2 separate regions of the Homo sapiens genome follow, and region 2 is linked to region 1. The links are chromatin loops, found by intact Hi-C in ENCODE. Cell type or tissue: natural killer cell. All regions are shown on one strand. Region 1 holds the start of LOC124905170 (U7 small nuclear RNA). Region 2 has its middle 48 kb from the start of LL22NC03-102D1.18.

Region 1 (2,500 bases):
CCCAACTGGCCCACTTATTGACTTCTGGGTTGGTTGGTTTCTGAGACTGGCAAAAATTCAAGGGTTGGTTTGTTTGTTTTTTTTTTTTTTTCTAGGCTGTATGGAGAACCTGAAAGCTTTGCTGAAGGATAGCAACAGTATGGTGCGCATAAAGACCACCGAGGTGCTCCACATCACGGCAAGCCATAGCGTGGGCAGGTGGGATGCTGTTCTGGAAACCAGTGTGACGCTTGCGAGCCGCACTTCTCCCCTGGGTGGATGCACTTGAGCTGCTTAGAGTGCTCTGGAGTGTTGTCTGCCGCATCAGTTTTTGCAGGGGCTTCTATTTAGCCAGAGCAGGACTCTTTGTGGGGTGGTTTTGGTTGCCTCTGTGTGGATCTTATGGGGCCCTCTGTTCCAGACTGATTTTTATTTATTTTATGTTAGTTCCAAGCTCTGAGCGCTCTCTCTCTCTCTCTTTCTTTTCTTTCTTTTTTGAGACAGTCTCTCACTCTGTCACCCAGGCTGGAGTACGGTGACACGATCTCAGCTCACTGCAGCCCCTGCCTCTTTGGGTTCAAGCAATTCTTGTGCCTCAGCCTCCTGAGTAGCTGGGACTACAGGCATGTGTCATCACGCTCAGCTAATTTTTGTATTTTTAGTAGAGACTGGTTTCACCACGTTGGCCAGCCTGGTTTCAAATTCCTGGCCTCAAGTGATCTGCCTGCCTCGGCCTCCTAAAATGCTGGGATTACAGGCATGAGCCACTGCACCTAGCTGAGCTTCCCACTTTCAAGGTGGGAAGAAAGTTCAGATCTTACTTCTGCAACAATTTTGCCACTTCTTAGCTTTTTACAGAGAGCCCAGTTCCCCAACCCAGATCCCCACAGGGGCTGTGGCTTTGGCTCCTGTCCCTGTGAGGGTGTTAAAATAACATCCTCAAAGTGAGTATCTGGTCTGGTGGCCTCACTTCCTGTTCATGATGGCTGAGTTCTTGGTTTCTGGCACCTGGAAGTGTCCTTTTCCTGTGTAAGCACAGCTTCACTTTTTACACTTAAAAAAAATTTTATAGAGTATTTTAGTTAGGTGTTGGGGCAACAGGGTGAGGGTGGTTGGAGGTGCTTTCCCACATCAGCTGGGTTCACCCTCTTGACTGGCGATCAGTAGTTTTACTTTGTATTAGAAACAAAACCCCAGTGTTACAGCTCTTTTAGAATTTTTCTAGCAGGTTTTCCAGTTTTCACTGGAACCTCTCCCCACCAGCCCCCGTCCCCACCCCCCAAAAAAACAGAACCCCACATCACAAACACCCCCAAGCCCTGGCCCAGGTCTTTCGGATAAAGGGGGCCACTGCCCAGTGTGCACAGGCCCAGAAGGAAGAAAAGACAAGAAAGGCAAGGTGCTGACTGCCTTGGGGGTTGTTTGGTGTAAACAGGCAGCCATTCAGAGAGGCTTCAAATCGGTTCAGGATTTGAAGGGAAAAAAAACAGCAGGAAAGGTGACTTGACTCCTGTGTGCCCCTAACCTTTACTTAGAGCCCATCAAGCTCTAAGTAGCTGCCCTGAACTGCCCAGGTTGAAACTCTTCTGCCTCTTCTACCCACAGAAGTAGTGACAGGAAGGGGGAATGAGGATAGCAGCCCTGGGCTTGGCATCTTGTCACCTTGAGGAGTTAATTTGCATGACACCCCACGGACAAGAGAGCTTCCTGGCAGCCTGTTCCCTGCCCTCTTGCTTGCCTCTGGTGAGGAGGCACACAGGCCAACATGGTGAAACCAGTCTCTACTAAAAATACAAAAATTAGCTGAGCATGATGACACATGCCTGTAGTCCCAGCTACTCAGGAGGCTGAGGCACAAGAATTGCTTGAACCCAGAGAGGCAGAGGCTGCAGGGCATCTCATAAAACCCAAAGTCACTCAGCCCTGCTAGTCCCCAAGCTCTCGCTGCCTTGGTGGCTGATCCTGTGTGCAGCCCCGGCCCTGTGTGAACCGTGCATGTGTGTGTGGAGGTGGTGCCATGGCTAGCACCCTAATTCACATGCTTTGTACCAAGAAGGGCAGGCTGGCACTGCAGACAGACCAGTGAAGTAGGGACACAAGCCCCAGCCTTTTGGGGGGCCCACTCTTTCCTGCTCTGTGATCTGGGCAACAATCCTAATCCCAGCCTCACTCTGCAGATCTTAGATGACCCAGGCAAGGTGCTTTAAAAGGTTAGGGGCACACAGGAGTCAAGTCACCTTTCTTGCTGGTTTTTCCTCCCTACTTTTCTGGACCTGATGTGGACATTAGGTAGTAATCCCCAGTTAGGGGGGACAGATGCTGAGAGGACAGGTCCCTGAAGCCTGAGCAATTATCAGGTTAGTGCAAAAGTAATTGCAGTTTTGCAATTAAAAGTAGTGGTAAAAACCGCAATTACTTTTGCATCAACCTACTTATAATGAATGGTAGTAAGGATTTGTTTAGCAGCACCTAGAGTGCCTAAGCCAGGGGTCCTGGCTGTGCCCACATTAGCAAGGCAGGA
Region 2 (2,500 bases), 380 kb after region 1:
AAACTATTTGTTTATTTGTCATTCTCAGAACCTCCATGTTCTCTTCTGTTTTTGGCTGCAGTCAAATGCTGATATTAGTAACCTTCTCTCTGAGCCTGCCCTGGATATTCCAGCTTTGGTACAAACTATCTTGCCCACATGCCCATCCCTCTCTCTCAGACTTTTGCCTTAGGAGGAGTCTATTCCTGATAAATTAAAGCTCTCCCAAAACTCGGAGCAAGCAATGCAGATAAATGTTATGTGATTGTGACACGGGGTTGTCTTAAACCCATGATACAATCAAATAGATGATGTGAGCATGTTCTTATCCAATGAAAGACCTCAGGCTAATACAGGAGGTGAAATACAGTGACCCTCACAGAGAGATTCCCACCTAGATCATATTCTGGTGGAATTTTCAACCCTCAGATAACCCTACAAACCAGGGACTGTTCAACCACATCCTGTGGCCATCCCTGGCCTGACACCTGTTTTTGTATGGCCTAGAGCTGACAGTGGCTTTTATCATTTTAAATGGTTACATTGTAAATGATGCTATACATACCTATGGAATATCCCCAAAGTTGATTCTTGAGCCACAAAGACTAAAATACTTCCTTTTAAAATTTATTTTTATGTTCTTTAATTTAATAGAGATGAGAGTTCACTGTGTGGCCCGGACTAATCTCAACTCCTGGGAGCAAGCAATTGACCCATCCTACCCTTCCAACACACTTGGGATTACAGGCGTGAGCCACGGTGTCCGGCCACGAAGATTAAAATTCTTCTTATCTGGATATTTAAGAAAAAGTTTCCCAAATCCTAAAAAAGAAAAAGTACTGAACTATTTCTGAAAAGGCCCAAACTTAAGCAGAACAGGAGACTCAAAAATAAAACCATAACAGGTATCATTTTTGAGTCTGACAGGTTGGCAAAAACTTCCACTTTCAACAATGTACTCTGAACAAGTACTTCCGGCTGGCATTGAAAATTGGTAGAATCCCTCTGGAGGGGAATCTGACAACAACGGGTGAAAATTACACACACACATCTTTCTGACCCTCAATTTCACTTTTAGAAATGAATCCTGTGGTCATATTCACACAGGAACTCAAAGGAGGCTGCACAGGGATGTTCGCTGCATTGTTATTTAAGATCAAAGTTGTGGCGATAACCATCAGAATGTAGTTGCTAAAATTCTACCCACAGTGTGGGAGATGGTGATGCATGTAGGGTGAAGACATCCCTGAAAAAAGCAGTGACTGCATCAATCAGGAAGCTCCTTGTCACTGTCCCTGCATTTGAAGAGCTAACAAGAGTTGCACATTCAGGGACCGCGGCACACAAGCATCAGGAAGCTGTCCCTGTCCTGGATGAGAAACCACAGAGCGGGTTTCCTTTTGGAATTCATGGTGGAAAGGGAAGGAGCTGAGAGAGAAGAATTCTCAAGGCCGCACTGCAGGAAGCCGCTTGCACTGGGTGAGGAAGCATCTTCAGAGCAAGGAGGGGGCCTGAGAGCCCAGGGCAGGTTTTGGTCTCAGTTCCCCAGGAACTTGGACCACTGTGGAGAGTGCTGCTGCTTGTATATGAGCTGCAGTAATAATCAGCCTCGTCCTCAGCCTGGAGCCCAGAGATGGTCAGGGAGGCCGTGTTGCCAGACTTGGAGCCAGAGAAGCGATTAGAAACCCCTGAGGGCCGATTACTGACCTCATAAATCATGAGTTTGGGGGCTTTGCCTGGGTGCTGTTGGTACCAGGAGACATAGTTATAACCACCAACGTCACTGCTGGTTCCAGTGCAGGAGATGGTGATCGACTGTCCAGGAGACCCAGACACGGAGGCAGGCTGAGTCAGGGCAGACTGGGCCCAGGACCCTGGAAAGAGGGAGAAACACATGCCAGTGAGTCAGTGCTGGGCCCCGGTGAGCCTGAGGAGCAGGAGACCAAGGATCAGCCCAGAGGTCCCTGAAGCCCCTTCCCTGGAGGCGTCACCTGTGCCCTGAGTGAGGAGGGTGAGGAGCAGCAGAGCCCAGGCCATGGTGGAGATGTCCTGAGAGCGCTGCCTCCTGAGACCCCAGCACTGGGCCTGCCCCCAGCCCTGTCTTATCTCCTCTGCCAAAGAGGAGGGTGGGGCCTGCATGCAAATCTCCACCTTGAGCTCCTCCCTTCACCCCACCCTCACCTGGGCCTGGGCTCAGAGGCTTCTGCTTCCTTGGATAGTGGAGCTCAGCTGAGATTAAAGTCCTTGTTTATCTATTCTGATGGCAGGATCTTAATTTTTTTGTACCTGATTTGCTCAGGAGAAAGATCTGCTGAAGTCCCTTACCTGAGTGATCTTCTGGCCCTCAGTGTCTCTGCTGTGTGGTGCCTGTGTCTCTGTGACCCTCCAGGCCTGGGCACACCCTGCAGTGCCCTCTGCTTGGCACCCACCTCCAGGTTGTCCCTACTGTCAGGAAATGGGGCAGCCCGCCCCGTGGAAACCTCTGCTAGGTGGCATTGGTCCTGAGGGCCGCAGTCCTGAG

The links. Peaks named below come from ENCODE experiments on the same cell type or tissue, not always from the same donor. Only the 100,000 strongest peaks of a DNase experiment are listed, where the experiment ranks them.
Region 2: it touches region 1 in a loop (6-fold over the local background); 2 of 110 quality-filtered maps call a loop at or near these places.

The regions. Positions count from the first base shown.
Region 1 is chr22:23,136,538-23,139,037 of GRCh38, reverse strand. It overlaps RSPH14 (radial spoke head 14 homolog), which reads left to right. Exons shown (of 7, transcript NM_014433.3): 3 at 96-198. LOC124905170 (U7 small nuclear RNA) reads left to right here and starts at 1,174; the gene lies at 1,174-1,233. RefSeq lists enhancers at 109-198, 749-888. In natural killer cell, no CTCF peak of the experiment used is centred here; DNase peaks (open chromatin) are centred at 537 and 997; H3K4me3 peaks cover 336 bases; H3K27ac peaks cover 2,500 bases.
Region 2 is chr22:22,758,257-22,760,756 of GRCh38, reverse strand. It overlaps IGL and IGLV2-14. Among named protein-coding and RNA genes, the nearest start is that of LL22NC03-102D1.18, 48 kb to the right of the region's middle. In natural killer cell, no CTCF peak of the experiment used is centred here; DNase peaks (open chromatin) are centred at 1,166 and 2,126; H3K4me3 peaks cover 1,385 bases; H3K27ac peaks cover 2,380 bases.